Linked DNA regions of Homo sapiens: region 2 is linked to region 1. The links are chromatin contacts, found by Hi-C or POLR2A ChIA-PET in ENCODE. All regions are on one chromosome and are shown on one strand. The core of a region is the stretch at or near the end of the contact, and the rest is flanking DNA. Distances in the headings are between cores, read along the strand shown.

Region 1 (4,225 bases), core at 270-2,769:
AAGGACAGTTAACAGCTGCAGAGGCACCTTAGGAAACAGTGAGCTTCAAAAAGGAAATACTTGTAGGATCTCTTGTGATGACCTTTGACGACTTTTCTGAAAATGACCCGTCATTCTCTGCCATGGAAAATAACAGTGATCACAGGCAGCCTTCAGCCCACAGAAGGCTTCCTCCTCCAGGCAGGCTCTGACATAGCCGCTCACCTCACAGATGCCCTAACAGACTGCAAAGTCCTGGGAACATGCATATCCATGCACACACATGCACACGTGCCTCTCTACAAGTACATTTTTGAGGTCACAGCTTTGCCTCAGTGGCCACTTCCTCTAGGGCTGGCTGGGCGGAGCTATTGGCAGAGCTCTAGGGTCCCTGGCAGTGTCCTGCCACACACCACCAATCATCCGAGCTGTTGGCATGTGGTGAGGACCTTTTCCCCCTTCCTTTTTCCTCCCCACAGCTGCAGGAGGGGGATTCTGCGGGGCGGATGTCACTTTGCTAGGGGCGGGTTCTTCCCACCCCCACACTACATCTTGTTCTAGCTCCTTCCTATCCCGGATGTAGGCCATTTTGGGGTTCCTAGTAGGGGTCACATCCCGGTAAAAGAACATTAGGGAGCACCTTTGGGCACCCCTGCTCAGCAGCCCCCTTTCCCCCAACTGGTTCCCTCTCTCCTCCATCAGCCAGGCCCCCACCACCTATGAGGGCCTCGCGGTCCCTGGGTCCTCCGCCACAAATGCCCCCTTTTTCCTTGGGGCTGGGTGGGAAGGGACAGCTTTGGGACTTTTTAAAGAAAGAACTTTGCTAGGAAAGTAAGAGACGAACCAAAACCAAACCAAGAAAATGTCAAGACCTCCGCTGGTCCGGAATCTGCGCTCGGCCTCTGGCTCTGTTCTGCTCCTCTGCCTTGACTTCACCTAGGAAGCTGCAGCCTTCTTAAGCCCTCTGCAACTCCCTTGCTCACCTGCTCCCTGGCTCCCCATGAGGGTGCATGGGGGGCAGTGCTGCCACTTGCCTTTCCAGAGGTGCTGCAGCCATGGCTCTTCCTTACCTTCACCTCTGGCCCAGGCCTGTTCCTGAACCCCCAGTTACTGGAACCCCCAGGATGATGAGAAGCGAGGGATGCAAACCAGGAACCCCCAGTCTCATGGGGAGAACGGAGCCTCACCCTGGAGCTGGGGAGATCGTCTGGGTCAGTGCAGCTCCAGCTACACATCATAAGCCCCAGTGGACAAGGCAGCCAGGAGGAGGGTGGGGCAGATCAGGGCAGATAACCAGAAGGACCGAGTTTGGGGCCCAGCATGGCCCATATGGGTTTAAGATGCATGGAGAGGAAGCACAGGGAGGACATGGGGACAGGCCCATCCCCTACCCCTGTGTTCTGGACCTCAGCGTCCCCTCCGTGGCCCCTCTGGCCCTGGCCCAGGGATGCCTTCTGCTTCATTGAGCCCATCTGTTTGAGACTTGCTAACACCTTCCTCTTTTGTGACTGGAAGTCACAGGGCCAATTGCTAAGCCGTGCAGTCACAGAGGGAACACAGAGCCTAGTTGTAAACGGACAGAGACGAGAGGGGCAAGGGAGGACAGTGGATGACAGGGAAGACGAGTGGGGGCAGAGCTGCTCAGGACCATGGCTGAGGCCATCACCTATGCAGATCTGAGGTTTGTGAAGGCTCCCCTGAAGAAGAGCATCTCCAGCCGGTTAGGACAGGGTAAGGGGGATGAGGCCTCCCCTTGATCCTGCATCCCCACTTCCCGCCCCACAGATCCCATTCCCAAATCCCACCTTGGTCCCTTTTCTCTTCTCTCTAGACCCAGGGGCTGATGATGATGGGGAAATCACCTACGAGAATGTTCAAGTGCCCGCAGTCCTAGGGGTGCCCTCAAGCTTGGCTTCTTCTGTACTAGGGGACAAAGCAGGTCTGGAGAGCCTGGGGGATGTGTGTTTGTTGGGGGGCTGTGTCTTGAGCTGGGGAGTCCACAATGTTTTTGTTGTTGTTCTTGAGACAGGGTCTTGTTCTGTCACTCAGGCTGGAGTGCAGTGGTGTGATCATGGCTCACTGCAGCCTCGACCTCCTGGGCTCAAGTGATCCTCCTGCCCTGGCCTCCCAAAGTGTTGGGATTGCAGGCGTGCGCCCCCATGCCATGGCCCTCAGTATTCTTGAGAGCACAATACCCTGGGGAAAGGAGGAGGGCGGTTCTTAGGAAACAGAAGAATAGGAACAGGATAAATGGGAGCCAGGGGAGGAAGAAAGATTCCTCCCGCAAGGTGGAGACCCCTTTCGGGGAGATAAGGGCTGCGGAGGGATAGGGCAGCCCTGTGGGGGATGAGTTCTAATGGGAAACGGGGAGCCATGGGAGGGAAAAGAGGTGATGGGAGATGGATGAGAGCAAAGGGGGAGAGGGTTTGGAGCCGACAGATAAGGGGCCTCTGAGGAAACGATAAAGGGAGAACTAGGAGAGATGAGGGGGTCCCGGGAAAAGATACAGTGAGACCCAGGAGGAAGCCGAGAGAGTCCCGGGCAGAGGAGGAACTCAGGAGAGTGACACTGTGTCCCAGAGCAGCTCTAGCAGGCAACGTAGGGCAGACTGGAGTTTCCCAGTGGCGAGGGCGAAGCGGGTGCGCAGGAGGAGAAGGGGCAACACTCGGGGCTTCCGGTCTCACACTGGATGCTCCCCTCGACAGCGGTCAAGTCGGAGCAGCCAACTGCGTCCTGGAGAGCCGTGACGTCACCAGCTGTCGGGCGGATTCTCCCCTGTGAGTGTGCCTGTGCGGGGCAGCCGCGGGGCCAAGTGCTCGCGCCTGTCCCGGCTGCGGATGGCGCTGGGCCCCGCGGGGTGCAGCTCCTTCCGGGATAAACCCGGGCGCAGTCCTTCCGACGCCCGGGCTGCCGTGCCACATTCACCTTCATCCGGTGCGCCTGAATCCGACGTGCACCGCCCCCCTGCGGATGGTCCCAATTCACCTACCTGCCCCCCTTCCCCTCTCTCCGTCTGATATTTCCTTCCCCTTCTCCCAGGTAACGCCCCCGAGTCCCCACCAGCACTGATTCTGGAACACCCTCTCCCCTACCTGCGAAACACCCCGCTACCCGACAGAAACCACCATGCTTGCCCCCTCAGCTCTGCACCGCCCTCCTCTTAGGGATGCCTTCCCCAGGGGTCTCCCCCACGGACCTGTCCCTTCCTCTCTACATTCTTTACGGGGGCTGACTGCCCTCATCCATCCCACTGTCCCCCTAAGGCCGCACAACCTGCCTGCGATACCTCCTGCTCGGCCTGCTCCTCACCTGCCTGCTGTTAGGAGTGACCGCCATCTGCCTGGGAGTGCGCTGTGAGTAAGGCTGTCCCTACTTCCCACTTACACCGAACGACTTTCGTCCCGACTCTCGCCCCAAAGCTGATCTTCCTCAGCAGGGATCATAGTCACTACCACCACCTCCTTAGCTTTGGGTTTGGTTTCCAGCCAGGGCTGTTGTCTTCCTGAATTGTCCTCACCTAATCCAGTACCTCCTTACGCTTTAGTCAGTCAAATCTTGTATTTCAGCCTGTGATGCAAAAAGTTGCAAGAAGCAGAAAAAGGGCTGATGCTGCAGTCTCAGGGCACTAGGGCAGGGCTGGAGAAGACATCCACCAAATCTCTGTGGCCAAACAGATCTGCAGGTGTCTCAGCAGCTCCAGCAGACGAACAGGGTTCTGGAAGTCACTAACAGCAGCCTGAGGCAGCAGCTCCGCCTCAAGATAACGCAGCTGGGACAGAGTGCAGAGGATCTGCAGGGGTCCAGGAGAGAGCTGGCGCAGAGTCAGGAAGCACTACAGGTGGAACAGAGGGCTCATCAGGCGGCCGAAGGGCAGCTACAGGCCTGCCAGGCAGACAGACAGAAGACGAAGGAGACCTTGCAAAGTGAGGAGCAACAGAGGAGGGCCTTGGAGCAGAAGCTGAGCAACATGGAGAACAGACTGAAGCCCTTCTTCACATGCGGCTCAGCAGGTATCCGCTCTGGGGAGAGGAGAGAAGGGAGGGATGGATTGGAGCAAGGAGATAGTAGTGGCAGGAGTCTATCACCCAGGGGCCTGTGAGGTGTTCAGGAAAGGGGCAGTGAACCAGAGTGGTGGCTGACATGAGCTGTTCAGCCTTGGCCAACAGAGAGAAGGACCAAGCTGCATACTAGATTTAGGGGGACCCACCCAGCTCCAAGGCTCATCCTGTAGGGGAGAGGAGGATGG
Region 2 (4,034 bases), core at 251-2,750, 250 kb before region 1:
CACCTGTCATCAGTGCTCCCTCACATCTGGCACCACCTGACATGTAGCAGGTCCTCAGTTACTTCTAGGTTCTGGGATGAGTAAGTGAGGGTGGAATAAAAGACGGAAATGGTCTCCTGCAAGGAAGGCACTGAGAGGAACTGTGCTCCACCCAGGCCCAGGATTTGGCATCGTGTCCCATGGGATTAATGACACCGTGCCAGATACCCTGGAACACTAAGGAGAGGTGACTCATGCTCTTTTGCTGGTGAGAGGATTGTGGCAGCACCTGGGGCACTGATATCCATCTAGAATGGTAAAAGAACAAGCATTGTTTGAAACCTAATAGAAGCATACACCTGCTCTGAGCATGGTATAGGGGTCACACTGTTGGGAGGGCTGGATTCTAGCTTCACCTCACCAGAGACCTGTTGTGTGACCTCAGCATCCCCATCTATACAATGGGAGATCCAACAAGTTGGCCTCTGGTCATGTTCCATGCTAATACCCTAGGAGTTCATGAAGTCAAAGCAGCCCTCGCTCTGGCCCACAGAACATAGGGGTTTGGAGCTGGGCCAAAAGCTCCATCAGATTTTAGCTGGGAAACCCACAGGAAGGCAGATTGTGAAGGTCCAATCCACACAGGGTAGCTAATGAAACAGGCCCTGGGCAGGGGACAGGGGAACATGCCCAGCGATAGGCTTCAAGGTCAGCAGCCCTCCAACACACAGCACGGTGTATGCTTTGTTCATGGATACTAGAGTAGGCCTGAAGAGACAGGTCAGACCACTGCAGGCCGAGGACATTCCAGACAGAAGGAATAGCAAATGCGATGGCTCAGAGGCTTCCTTAAAGCCAGGAGAATCTCCACCTGCTCAGAGACCACCTAGCCCACTAGTTCCTCAAAGTGTGGTACCTACATCAGCAGCAGAAGCATCGCCCAGACGCACCGAGTCAGAAACTGGGTTTGGGGCCCAACAATCTGTTTTAACAAACTTTCCAGGTGATTCTGGTGCATGTTAAAGTTTGAGAACTGTTGATCTAGCCTACTGTTTCCCAGACTATGCTCATAGAACACTTATCTGCAGTAGGTTAATGGGTTTTCTGTAAAAGGGGATCCATGATCAAATAAGTTTGGGGTACAGATGTTCTACATTGCTTTGCAGGAGTCATAGATCACATTAGCGTAGTAAACGCTCTGAGAAGTCCTGCAGTAAAGAGCTTTATTTTTTATTAATCCAATGTTGTCTCAAATTGATTTTTCAGATTGCTTACTAATGTTCTCATTAACATTCTCTCAGGGAATGCTGATCTAAATCAATGCTCATTTTTCACATGGATAAACTGAGGCCTAGAGAGGATAAAGGGATTGCCCGACGTCACAGACAGTGAGTGTGGCAGTGCTGGAAAAGATCCTGACAGTCCACCTCGTCCCAGAAAGGGCTCTGTGAGCTTCCCCGCACCCTGTACCCTCTCTCCTTCCATCCCAGCTGTGGACCATCTCTTCAGAACTCTGCAGCATGGAGCCGCTCAACAGAACAGAGGTGTCCGAGTTCTTTCTGAAAGGATTTTCTGGCTACCCAGCCCTGGAGCATCTGCTCTTCCCTCTGTGCTCAGCCATGTACCTGGTGACCCTCCTGGGGAACACAGCCATCATGGCGGTGAGCGTGCTAGATATCCACCTGCACACGCCCGTGTACTTCTTCCTGGGCAACCTCTCTACCCTGGACATCTGCTACACGCCCACCTTTGTGCCTCTGATGCTGGTCCACCTCCTGTCATCCCGGAAGACCATCTCCTTTGCTGTCTGTGCCATCCAGATGTGTCTGAGCCTGTCCACGGGCTCCACGGAGTGCCTGCTACTGGCCATCACGGCCTATGACCGCTACCTGGCCATCTGCCAGCCACTCAGGTACCACGTGCTCATGAGCCACCGGCTCTGCGTGCTGCTGATGGGAGCTGCCTGGGTCCTCTGCCTCCTCAAGTCGGTGACTGAGATGGTCATCTCCATGAGGCTGCCCTTCTGTGGCCACCACGTGGTCAGTCACTTCACCTGCAAGATCCTGGCAGTGCTGAAGCTGGCATGCGGCAACACGTCGGTCAGCGAAGACTTCCTGCTGGCGGGCTCCATCCTGCTGCTGCCTGTACCCCTGGCATTCATCTGCCTGTCCTACTTGCTCATCCTGGCCACCATCCTGAGGGTGCCCTCGGCCGCCAGGTGCTGCAAAGCCTTCTCCACCTGCTTGGCACACCTGGCTGTAGTGCTGCTTTTCTACGGCACCATCATCTTCATGTACTTGAAGCCCAAGAGTAAGGAAGCCCACATCTCTGATGAGGTCTTCACAGTCCTCTATGCCATGGTCACGACCATGCTGAACCCCACCATCTACAGCCTGAGGAACAAGGAGGTGAAGGAGGCCGCCAGGAAGGTGTGGGGCAGGAGTCGGGCCTCCAGGTGAGGGAGGGCGGGGCTCTGTACAGACGCAGGTCTCAGGTTAGTAGCTGAGGCCATCGTATGCCAATGCCAGTGAAGACATGGCAGGGCTGGGGCTACAGGTCTGGTATCTTCATCCCAGCAAGGCAGCACCAAGTCCCGCTGATCCTGCCACAGAACAGCCCCCAAATCACCCTCTGCTCTCAGCATCACCCTGGCCTTCACACCAGCCTCCTGGCTGGTCCCAAGACTTCAGTCCTGTTCCTCCCTCCAATCTCTCCTTCATGGGGCATCTTTTTGAAATGCACATGTGATTGCATCACTCTTCTCACTGAAATCCCTAGGTGGCTCCCCACTGTTCTCAGAACAAAGTGGAAGCTTTTCAGTGGGGCATTTGAGGCCCTCACAAGCTGGCCCTGCCTGACTGGCTCCCCAGCCTTCCTCCCCTCCCACCCCATCTCCCTCCTCACAGCCACACACACCAGCCAGTTGTGGCCCCCACATGCCCTGCACCACCCAGCTCTGTGCTCTCCTTGTTTCTCCCCACGAGGCAGCACCCCCTCCCCTATCCCCAGCACACTTCTCCATATGTAAAAGGACTGACTGCCTGACCCTTCAGGCCCAGCTCAAATGCCACCTCCACCAGGAAGCCACCCCACCTTGCTCCTCTTGCTGTGCCCCTCTGTGTTTTCAGCATTACTCCAAGAGCAGGGAGTGTCAGATTCTACTCTCTCCCAAGGTCCAGCCTTGCCCAACTCTAGGCCCTGCACAAGTTTCTTAAATAGAGATATTAACATGTCAATGTAGGGGTGACAATGGCAGAGCCTAGAGTTCTTCCCAAAACTGAGCAGAGCTGAGACGGAGTCCACAGATGACGAGAATGGCCCAGCTTCCCTGGTAGGTGACAGTAGAGGCAGCAATGAGGCCTGTATTAGTCAGGGTTCTCTTAGAGGGACAGAACTAATAGGATAGAGGAGTTTATTAAGTATTAACTTACACGATCACAAGGTTCCACAATAGGCTGAGGAGCAAGGAGAACCAGTCCGAGTCCCCAGACTGAAGAACTTGGAGTCCATTGTTCAAGGGACGGAAACATCCAGCATGGGAGAAAGATGTAGGCTCGGAGGCTAGGCCCGTCTCTCCTTTTCACGTTTTTCTGCCTGCTTTATATTCACTGGAAACTGATTAGATCATGCCCACCAGATTAGGGTGGATCTGCCTTCCCCAGCCCACTGACTCAAATGTGAATCTCTTTTGGCAACACCCACACAGAACACACCCAGGATTCATACTTTGTATCCCACGATCCAAAGAAGTTGACACTCAGTATTAACCATCACAAGGCCCAAAGTCCAAGATTCCCAGACCTGTCAGGCCCTGGGACACCAATCATCCAGCCCAAAGCCTGAAGCCACCCCATTCCTCCCACCTCACCCCGCCCAGCAGCAACAGCAGCAGCAGCAGCTTCCAGTGCTCCCTTTCTTGGGATCCAGGCCTCACCTGGCTTGAGGAAGCTTGTTTTACCCATCCTCACCTCATGCCCTGGGACCCTGCCATAGTTGCCCCTGCCTGGTGCTCAGCCTCTTCCAGCTTTTCTTTCTGATAACTCAGTGCACAGGCA

What was found. Hi-C counts contacts between places; a loop is a spot of excess contacts on that map. ChIA-PET counts read pairs that join two places held with the same protein, here RNA polymerase II (POLR2A). Pooled maps may share reads with other maps.
Region 2: a pooled map shows a loop between it and region 1 (2.3-fold over the local background). The contact joins the promoter of OR13J1 here to the promoter of CD72 in region 1. A Hi-C loop is called at or near these places in 3 of 168 maps with a recorded cell type or tissue (CD4-positive, alpha-beta memory T cell, naive thymus-derived CD4-positive, alpha-beta T cell and tibial artery) and 6 of 50 pooled maps. POLR2A ChIA-PET finds 5 or more read pairs at or near these places in 1 of 52 experiments (naive thymus-derived CD4-positive, alpha-beta T cell).

Annotation. Positions count from the first base shown.
Region 1 is chr9:35,615,707-35,619,931 of GRCh38, reverse strand. CD72 (CD72 molecule) reads left to right here and starts at 1,519. Exons shown (of 9, transcript NM_001782.3): 1 at 1,519-1,710; 2 at 1,811-1,918; 3 at 2,685-2,756; 4 at 3,243-3,332; 5 at 3,654-3,989. The coding sequence starts at 1,629. RefSeq lists enhancers at 2,515-2,664, 3,104-3,955.
Region 2 is chr9:35,867,867-35,871,900 of GRCh38, reverse strand. It overlaps OR13J1 (olfactory receptor family 13 subfamily J member 1), which reads left to right and starts at 1,500. Exons shown (of 1, transcript NM_001004487.1): 1 at 1,500-2,438. The coding sequence starts at 1,500. The coding sequence ends at 2,438.